Linked DNA regions of Mus musculus: region 1 is linked to region 2. A link is a loop called in an ENCODE intact Hi-C map of the cell type or tissue named here. Cell type or tissue: left cerebral cortex. All regions are shown on one strand. Links, peaks and the distances in the headings refer to the core of each region. The heading gives the core; the rest is flanking DNA. Region 1 overlaps Grm8 (glutamate receptor, metabotropic 8). Region 2 overlaps Grm8 (glutamate receptor, metabotropic 8).

Region 1 (5,388 bases), core at 139-5,138, 110 kb before region 2:
GAAAGGCCTGAGAGAAGAACAGCTTTGAAATGATACGCTATTTGATCAGGTTCTGCAGTAATTGTTGAAATCATATACACTTTCTTTGGATCCCACTAGAGCCTCTGCAGTATCGCTGCACCTGCAGTTCCAATTTGCGATTTCCTCAGCCCTCCTTTGAAGTTATTTTTGCCAATTACCTGGTGTTAATATTAATTAAATGTGATTTGCAACTTGAAATGTAGTGTTATCAATGGAACTCAGCTGTATGAATATAAAGTAAAAATTTCAATTGAACTAAAATGTTTCCTTTCATTCATAGTATTTTAGAACATTAATGCTTTTGTCAAATTGATTTTTGCCTACTGGAAGTCATTTTTCCAAAGCAATGAACATCTAAGGGGGAAACTGTTCTTTATGTATGCTTTTCTTTCCATCATTGAAAATACTTTGTTTTAATCTTAAAACTAAATCCATTTTTACTCATAGAAATTTGGTTCTTATTTACAACCTAAGGGGGGAAGTTCTTTCTGATAAAATAATGTGCTCAACAATATATGTATATATATATATATATATATACATATATATATATATATATGATCAGTGGGTAGTTGTCAATTTTATAATATGAATGAAGTGTCCCATTAATGTTTGATTCTCACCAAGATGAGATCAACTGAATCACACCTCAAATTTGGGGGGCAAGTATCATTTTACATACTAAAGTTAATTAATTTAAACGGTGTATCCCATTATTTAAATGCAAGTTGCCAACTCTCTTCACAGTCCTTTCTAACACTGAGATTTTAAGATTCTGAACACATGTCAAATAATAGTCAGAAATGTCCAACATCAGTAAATTAGAAGAAAAGTCACATACAGTAGAAGACTTGACAGATTTAGGTCTATCCTGCCCCTTGTGATATTCGCAACAATGGCTTGAAAGCTTGTCATCTTCGATAAGTCATTCACAAACATGATTACTGATTAAAGGAGGTGTGTCTCCTTACTGTGAAAATCTACAGTGAAAAGATATCCTCCTTTCACAAATTCCTTTTATCTTCAAAGATAAAGCCATGGCTTCCTTGCACTTTATAATGATAGAAGCAGCATTAACATTTATTATCCTGTCTTCCTTTAAAACTAGAATAATAAGGTAAGACAAGGATGTGAAAGAAACTGTCTAAAGACTCAAAGAAGTCATTTACTGAGTCAGGAGCTACAAGCCTCCCAGCTTGTGATAGTAAAACATGATCAAATATCATCAACCCCTTTATTACAGTATCCGTGAGACCTTATATTGAATAATTAAAACAAGACAAATAGAGGAGCGCGGCTCTAACCATTGAGGGTGTGTAACATGGATGATGAATAAGTTGTAACCCAGGAACTACTAAGCTACTCCTTCCCCTCAACCCAAAGGAGACCCAGGGGGAAAATAGAAATAAATTAGGCTAGAAGACACAGTATGGATGTTTATCATTTTCTAGGTGTTATTATTAATAACGGGTTTTTGAAACTGAACAATGTAAAGTAGTTCCACAACCAGTATATAGTCGTATTTGTTGTCTCTGACATTCCTGCTGGAAGCTCCTGACAACATGAACCAGGGAAATAGAGATGCTGGGATCACACATATACCTAGAACCCTGCACTATATACTAAGCCATCCTATTCTTGTAATCAAGACCAGAACAGTGGGATTGCATAAAATGCCAAGGAACTTCTGAAGTCAGTGTATTATAGGCATCTCTATTAACTAAATCCTGTGTCCATGCTTATTTGTTAACATGTTCTTAGGGATTGCCCCGCAGACACACTCCTCTCTCTGGACACCACCCCCTCTGAGACCATCTGTAATGCATTGAACCATACATATGGAGATGTGCTAAAATCCTCACCTCTGTAACTCAAAATGTGACCATTTGGAAATAGAGACAATGCAAACATTATTCATGCTGAGATCATACTAGTAAGGTGGGTCTATCCAATATGGCTGCATCTCTTTAACAACAGAACACAAAGAACTACAACAACATAGAAAGTGGCTATGTGATTTAAGACGCAGTCATTAAAGTGATGTGTCTCCAAAGCTAAGGATGATCGAAGATTGCTGGCACAGCTCGGAAGCTCCAAGAGAGATGAGATTCTCCTCCAAGATCTCAGAATCAGCACACCCCTGAAGCACCTTAGTTTCAGGGTTTTGCTAGCAGAGGTGAGAAGCAATGAGCAACAACTTAAATCACACAGATGGTTCTTTGTTCTGGCACTTCTGCAAAGATGACTCATCTCTCTAGATCACACAGTGTGGGTCTATGTAACTGCGCATACACGTTTGGTTTTGGTCACTGGAAAAAAAAATTCCTACTCTCTTATTAAAAACTATTCATAGTCCTTGAATGAAAAAATTACCCAAAGAAAATAAATGCACATTTTCTATAATAAAAACTGTCTTCAAAGGTGACTAAGAGCCACCTATGGCCACCAATCCACCAAGAAGAGAGAACACTGTCCCGATCTTGGCTTCCCGTTACTGTATGAAGCCATAATTCTCATGAAATCTCTGCCGAGGAGTCTGTTCTTGGCTTCCTTTGTTTCTCACTCTCTACATTCTCAGCCTCGGCACCCACCATTGCCTCCTGAACTCAGATCTTTGTAAGATGGTGCTGAGCGTTCCCGCTTAGCTAGACCAATGCTCCTGTTGCTCGTCTCCACAAAGATGTTGCTGAGAAAGCTCAAACTCCCACTCCACAGGTCTCCCCACTCAAGCTCCCACTCCACACGTCTCCCCACTCCACACGTCTCCCCACTCCGCTTCTGTGACTGTGCTTGCCTTCTCTGAACTGCGCAGCTACAGAGCTCCGTGGTCAGCTGTAACTTTTTGTCTGGCCTTCGAGATCTACTTTTAATCAGTTACCAAGTTCCGTAAACTTGATCTCAGAAATGTCTCTCCTGTCTGTCTACTCTGCTATTTCTACTGCCACACCCCTATATTAAACCAAGACAGATACTGCAGAGGCCCCTTATGTAGTCTTCCATCCTCCACTAATATATTCAACCTGATAGATTTCCTCAGCCCTCGGAAGTTTTGGCAATTACTTAGAACATCAATACCTTATAACTTATAGTACTCAAATGTGTATCGATATCTAACTCTCTATTTTATTTGGCTTTTTTTACTGTGTACTATATTCTGGTCAAACTGTGCTTTCTGTGAACATATATTGTTATTTGTTTAAAAGTTTCTATAAGATATGGCTAGACTGACACTAAGACAGCTAAGATATCAAATCTATCAAATGCCTCCTATATCTCCTCAACAGGGACATTGCCTAGAAATGAGCGATTGTCAATGTCTGTTCTTAACTACCATTAATGCATAATCTTCATTCTCCAAGATTCACAGAAACTACGTCTAGAAACTCAGATTCTGTTAAAATGCAAAACACTCTAATTAAACTGGACATGCAATGTATCACTAAATGAATTTTAATACGTTACATTATGATCTACCTTAATTAATCAGACATAAAACATAGGCTGCCTCAACTTATACTGGAACTTTCTAGCAATCAATGTTGCTGAAGAGAGAAACTCAGAACAGAGAATAGAGTTTTGTGTACAAGTTGAGAGAATACATAACTTTATCAATGGACAGATATTCCAAAACCTGAACGTAACTAACTCTCTCTCAGTCCAGACACTCAGGTTTCTAAATACACACTACTAACATGGTGAGAGCTTGGCAAATGTTACAGAACTAATGAATTTTCATTAGAGTCATCAGATAATTCTGCAATGGGTTAAGTTGCTACTATTTGCCATTCCCATTAATATCATTGTCATGTGAAAGGTTGAATTTCCAGCTATTTTTGTTCTAGATAAAATCTTTGTCATTAAAATGAGGGATGATTCTGATATTTAATATATTCCATGGCACACTCTGGCATGGTACTAATTTGGCCTTTTCAACATTCTGCATATTAAGTGACAATCCATCCCTCCTCCATTCCCCAGATAAGTGAGAACTGAAATAGAATGGACAGCCAATCAAGTCACAGAATACTGAAAGGATCAACACAGGGAAAAAAAATGTGTTTCTGTAATCAGGAGCATCCATGAGGTGCTAAAATTATTTTCTTCCATAGTAATGACTCAGATAGAAACAGTAATGATGGAAGGGCCACCTAGGTCTTCCCATGTGACAGTATTCTCAATGTTCAGGAAAGCCTCCTAAAAAGAAAATCAAGTCCTTCTTATTTTAGTTGCACCTCACTTAACTTTTACAACAATACATTACTTCACATTCTACAATTGGCAAATTATGCCCTTATTGAATTTTTCATAGTAACTGTTCCGTGCACACAAAATGTGTCCCAGCATTGAAGAATGCCCCGAATCACTGCAGAAAACTTATTTCAATATACACTCTCCTATTTTCCTCCACATGTTGAATTATCACTCTGGTAAGAGCCGACATCAGCTGCTTGAATAATGTATTAACCCTGCTTCCAGAAGTCATTGCTTTCATCTGAAGGGGCATTTCCTTTAAGGATAAACATGGGACTTTTTTCCAAGAAAATAATATAATTTAAAGTTTAATGGAAGCATTTGAATCATTTTTATAGCCGTGGTGATATGAGTTAAAATTCCAAAATGCAAGGATTATGGTATCACAGGCACAGTTGGTATGAACACTTGTCCAATTAAATCAATTAACCCCATCTGCCACCTCGACAAGTCTCTCTCTACAGTTTCTGCCACAATACAGCCATAGAGCACATGTTAAATATAAAAATCACTGAGCACAGTAAATTTTCCTGTCCTATTACATCCATTAGAAAGGCTTCAGGCACCTATGACTCTCGAGTGAGAATCTTATTTCAAAAACTTTAGGTTCTTAGTTCCAGGTAATTATAGTTAAATCTCAACCAACCCTGTGATCTCCTCCTGAACCAAAACTTCTAACCATTAAGTGATCAACATAATTTCCTCCTTGAAGTTCTCAATTGCTTTAAAGTAGTCAAGAGATAGTTTTGCATCTCCACAACATCATAATTACCAACACAAAAGAGTAATTTTTAAATAAAATATTATTTAATTGCCAATAATGTCTCCTATCTACAAAGATATATCACTGACTAATTGTCAGTAAGAGTTTGCTGTATGCTGCTTTCTGTTGCCCTGATCTGTTTTTTCTAAGTAATAGAATGGATTTACAGCCTCACAGATAAATATACATGTTGATAAAATAGCTACAGAGACTGGAAATGCTCTTTGAAGAACTCCCAGGACAGGATCTTGCAGCACTTTGTCCTAACTAAGTTTTCACAATTTCCCCTTCATCCCTCTGGAAGCTCTACACTTTTATATACAAATGAAAGATGGAAAAAGTCAAATATGACA
Region 2 (5,388 bases), core at 203-5,202:
TTAAAGAACAGAGGAGGAAACCAACTATCTGATAGTTGTAGTCCAACTGTACTGGGTTCTAGGTGAGTGTGAAACTCACTGACTCATGTTTTGTGACCTTGCAAAAGAGTACCCTCCAAGTCACATAACTAATGCACATAACTAAAATTGGAGCCAGAAAGGATTCAAACACTTGAAACCAGCTGTTAAACTGTGTTCATTATTCTATATCAAACTGTGCAAGCCTTTATGAAACACATGGCATACCCATGATTATACCTATCTGACCCCCTGGCTCTTCTCTGCAGCTGCTCCAAGCAAAGTGGAGTTGGCCCAGCTGCATTTTACCAATGCTATGTGGTCAGGAAAGTGGCTTCCCCAGACTGCCACAAGACACTGGAAGAGCTGAGTATCGGAGAGGAAACGATCCTTCTGAGGTTTCTCAAAGTTGCCATTAGAAGCATCCTAGTCTTGCAATGTGCATTTTACAGAGTGTTCGGAGGGTGATAAACACATCTTTTCCTTGATTTACCATCTGTGGATTTTAAAGCCATTAAGGCACTTTTCTGTCGTTGTTTCCACAAAGCTCCTAATCGCATTTGGTAGTGAGGTGCCCTTACTAATATATTATTCTGTTCTATTGAAAAAGCGGTACTGAGGCAATCTCCAACTTGACATTGGTGCAAGACTGCTCTTTCTTTCCTTTTTTATTTATAACATACAAAGTAAAATAAACCAGCTTGAGACTCAGGCCTTTTCCGGTGCTTCAAATCATTCTTTTCATTTCTTCACAGCTGATAGCTTACATTAGAAAGCTGTTAATACATTTGAGTAGAATTTGTGTTCTCAATTCAACCCAGACTAGCATTGAAAAGACCTGAAGAAGAAACATGGCCTTCCTGGACAGCAGGAATCAATAAGTTGTTACTCTTTGCCAATTGTAGCTTCTGCACAAATGGCTTCATTTCCATCCCTGTTCAGTAGGAGCAGAGTTGACCACAGTAAGTTGAGTCACTGGGTTGCATTGATAGCTGTCACACGGGTAGTACCCACTTGTCTTCAGTAACCTTCATCCTTTGTTGGTTTTCTAGGAGAAAAAAAGTGTACTGACCCTGATCAGCATCAGGACTGACATCCGAATCTGTATGTGCTGTGTTTTTCCCATCTGTGAGAATGATGCACTGTCCATGTGGCCAGCCCCAGGAGTTGTTTTTCTAACAGTGGTGACAGAGTCATTCATTCCATCGGTCGCATCCATATTTATGGAGTCCCTAGCAGGTGCACAGCACTGTTCTGAAAGCTTATGCAACAATGAACAAAACAAATTTCCTGGACTTGGAGAAGCTTCACTGAGGGGAGAGGGAGGAATGGGAGGAAATGGACCAGAAAGTATGTAAACAAATAAATAAGCCCTCAGTGCAGTCTTGGGGAATAGCAAAGCTAAAAAGGACTGAATGAAAATGGTTTTATCCATCCTGGGGCTACTGGCTGAGCTTGAGTCTCAGGAACTGTCTATGGAGTAGAGACTATTGGCACCATTCCTGGCCACCTCCTATTAGCACCCCAGTGTTGACATTGGCAATGTCCTCTGGGGCGCACCTTGTGTTGACAGCCACTGAAACAGGCAGAAACCTGGGGAGGGCAGGGCAGGGCAGGGCACTGAGCTGTCCTTTAAGGGGTGACACTTGAGTTGTACACAGAAGGGGACAGATTCTGAGAGTGGTTCCTAGGAAGAGAGCATGAAGGAGAAGAAAGAGAAGAGCTTGCTCCTAGGGTAGGAGCAAGAGATATCTGAGGCCTGAGCTCCTGTCAGCAGTAAACATACCACAAGACTTGACAGAAATCTGTCAGGGAGGGAAAGCCAAGATGCAGTAGTAGCCAAAGACACAATTTTTGCTGAAACCTAATCACAGAGCTGAAGTTTTAGACCCTTCTCTTTAAATAGGTGCTATCACTTAGAAAGTCTCTGGGGACTTTGGAATACAATTATGGTGAAAATAGGATTTTTAGAGTTTCTTATTTGATTGAAACCAAGTGGTATTTGATATTCCTTATTGATATAATAATAATAATAATAATAATAAAGAAACCTACTTCCTCCTTTTTGTCATAAATTGACCAAATCTAGAACCCCAGAGATCTAGATACAGTCTTAAGTCTGCTACTAAGATGCCTGACAGCCCAGGGCTTAGTCACTTCCCATCTTTTGCTCTGATTCTAATTTCTAAACTGTGGGGGTTGAAATAGATGATTCCTGAAGTTTCTTCCTGGACTGAAAATTCTGTGATTCACTTGCAAATCAGTGCTAAGTAGTTTTTTGTCTCACCATGTGTGAATACTATTAAATATAGCATAATCATAGCAAGGGACTGTACACAACTCCAAGCATTCCAGATGTCACCAGCCCATGCATACAAATCCAATCATATTTCCACTACTGCTTGAATGACCAGACTCAGACTTCCTTCAAAACTCCTCACATCTGAGGCTATTAGCAGATGCTGTATTCAATAAATACAAAGCTAACCTGTCACGACACTCCACACTGGCTTTTGGACCATCTTCCCAGGCACCTCTGCATGAGTCAGATAGGAGACATACATGCTAACAAATCTCCCGTGCCCCCTTGATGCTACTGACGTATGAGGCTGTCATCTCCTGTGCTCTGTTACACTCACTGTGAGTATGCAATGTGTCATACCTCATCTGGGAAATCTATGGCAAAAGGAGAAAACTTGCTAATATCAAATTTGGCCATCTGAATCCCACAGTTCTATGTGTACCCAACTTCTTTCTAGATCTCCAACTAAATTCCACAAATTTCCCTTTAGTCCTTCCTCTTTCCCTTCTCTGCAGGCATGTATACACAAAAACAGATCCCTTCCCTCTCCTGGAAGCAATATTATTCATGGACATTATCTCATACAGCCTCACTCCATGGGACTGATGAACCCGATGCTCTGAAAGCCACAGAGCATCTGGGCTCTGTGAGGAGGCCCTGCCGGCTAGAGAGATGAGAAAACTGAAAGCCACTGGCACCAAAAGCACCAGCAACAGAGCCAGTCTTTGAACCACACATTTCTATTTTCTGACAAATGTATTCTCCACCCAACCACTACATCTGAGCATTTCCTCACCATCCTCCTACATTGAGAGTACAGCCTTGTGGGTGCGATGCAGTCATACCACTCCACCAACATACTCTGTGGTCCTTGCCAAGTCAGCTCCCATAGCCATCCTGGGAAGCCATCAATAAGCTTTCCCAATGTGGTAACATCATCTTCTACAAGAACTGACTTGATTCTCTTCATCCATTTAACTTGGGATTTCCTAGTCGATATAGCAATGTTCAAACTCTGAATTCTGAATTATTAATTCCATAGCCCTATATGCCTTTCCCTGCACTATAAGTGAACATGCAGACTTTGTCAGAGAAATCTAGATTAAACACTTTATGCTTGTATAATACACATGGAACAGTCTTCTCATCTTTCTGTGTTGGGTTGCCATAGAACTATGTCTTCTATAATGGTGAATTTTATTTACTCAGAATTAATATACCTCCATCCATGAGCGCTACAAGCTTCAGAACAACCTCAAGTTCTGAGCACTTCAAACGCACGTCCAACTAGCCTCGGCAGCAGCCTGCTCATACATAATTCTGTAGGAGAGAAAGCAAGCACCTCCAACATTCTGCAAGCCCATGGAAATCCAAGCTGTTTAAATCATTCATAAGTCCTCTTGCATGAGCACTGGAGAGCTTGCCAGCAGAAAGTTCAATCATCGGTTACCACAGACATTCTTAGAAGACCTTAATTATCAGTCAGGGCACTACGGCATTAATGTAGATGAGAGTTGACAGTAGCTGGACTAAGACAATAAGGGAAAAGGTGCACAAGTCAGATTCAGAGGCTAGCCAGGAGATGAAATAGACATGGCTTGTATGCCTACAAACGTGAATGCATATGGGGATAGGGAAAAGGAAGCAATAACCAAGCAATAGCTAAGATTTCTTACAGAGTGGAGAAGCTACATCCAGATTTTTATGACACACGAGAAGACATAGCTGGAAAGAAACATGAGTAGTTGCCTAATAATTTATATTTCATAAGTGATGAAACACACAGTGGGCTATATATTCCTAATTTTTATAAGCTATGTATTATATTCCTAAGAGAAAATATTTACATTTATTATCTATGCATTTGATCATTATTTTTCTGAGCCCTTACTCCAAATATTTCTATCTTAATGGCACAGCAAACTGTATTAGCCAACAAGTAAGGGAGTCAATGGATTGAAGATGAGACTTTTTCAAAACCTAAGAAAAACTCAGTTTTATTCAACAAACATTTGCTGAGCATTAGTCATGGTCTAAGTAGTGATCCGGACTACGGAATTCAATACCAATATATAGCAAGGAAGGAGCAGCAGCCATCACGCTAAGTACAGGTGGTTATTACAACGGCTGCTTCACAGGCAATAAAGCTAATGTAAAAACACATTGAGTGACTTGGATAACAAGTGGAGAGCTATGATGCATGTGTATGTCCACATTACAAGAGTACAGAGCCTGATCCTGCTGTACATACCACTTGAGTCCCTTGGATAGGAAGATTCATGAGAAATTCTATCATGGCTCTCCTGATTGTCACCTAGTTTGTCCATCTCAGAGCTCCCCAGTCATCAGGGTCTTGGCAGTGCACGTGACTCTGTTCACCCGAGTGCTCTGACCCTCCCAGATGTTCCTCCTCACCCCTGCCCGATGATCACAGAGCTCATCTGTTTCCAGTCATTTCACTGTGCAGAAGTGTTGAGATTCCCAGCTTACAAGCAACCCAGTTACCCCCACTCCCCCACCCCCAGAATTCCTAGTGTTTCTTTGGCAACATGTAGTCCCCAGTTCCATTTCCTACAAAAGTTTTATTCTGGAATGCTGCACGGTGTGTGTTTGTTTCAATATCTGGGAGAAATAAATTCCTAAAGTAGAGGTTCCATTTGCCGATGCCCCACTGCTGTGAGAAACCAAGGGCAAGCCAATTGTAAGCCGAGGGACTTGCCACGTTTGTTAAATATAGCCTAGAGTTTGGCTCTCTCTCTCTCTCTCTCTCTCTCTCTCTCTCTCTCTCTCTCTCTCTCTCTCTCTCTCTCTCTCTCTCTAAGATTTAACACCTAGACCAGGACTCTGTGCCTTCAGTTTTCATCCTGAAATTGTTGAGGAAGTAAATTCACCTGGAAACCTCATTTGATAAAGAGCAAGAAGACACAGCAGCTGTTGGAAAGAAATCACCCAAGTGCTAAATCAGAAGGGAAGCTCATTAAGTCCCTACCATCTTTTACAAAGCCAAGAAGCCACTGTCCAAGTTGAAGCTCAGCCAAGACTTCAGCTGTTTGCTGGTCAGTGGGAGA

Evidence for each region. A loop is a pair of places that touch in the nucleus more often than their neighbours do. Peaks named below come from ENCODE experiments on the same cell type or tissue, not always from the same donor. Only the 100,000 strongest peaks of a DNase experiment are listed, where the experiment ranks them.
Region 1: a loop joins it to region 2, with 2.4 times the contacts of the local background. A loop is called at or near these places in 2 of 42 quality-filtered maps.

The regions. Positions count from the first base shown.
Region 1 is chr6:27,975,322-27,980,709 of GRCm38, forward strand. The region is part of intron 2 of Grm8 (glutamate receptor, metabotropic 8); the gene reads right to left. Among named protein-coding and RNA genes, the nearest start is that of Mir592, 41 kb to the left of the region's middle. In left cerebral cortex, for the core only: no CTCF peak of the experiment used is centred there; DNase peaks (open chromatin) are centred at 2,234 and 2,533.
Region 2 is chr6:28,088,938-28,094,325 of GRCm38, forward strand. All of the region lies in intron 1 of Grm8 (glutamate receptor, metabotropic 8), which reads right to left. Among named protein-coding and RNA genes, the nearest start is that of Gm52896, 7.3 kb to the right of the region's middle. In left cerebral cortex, for the core only: no CTCF peak of the experiment used is centred there; DNase peaks (open chromatin) are centred at 2,377, 3,126 and 3,647; H3K27ac peaks cover 1,099 bases.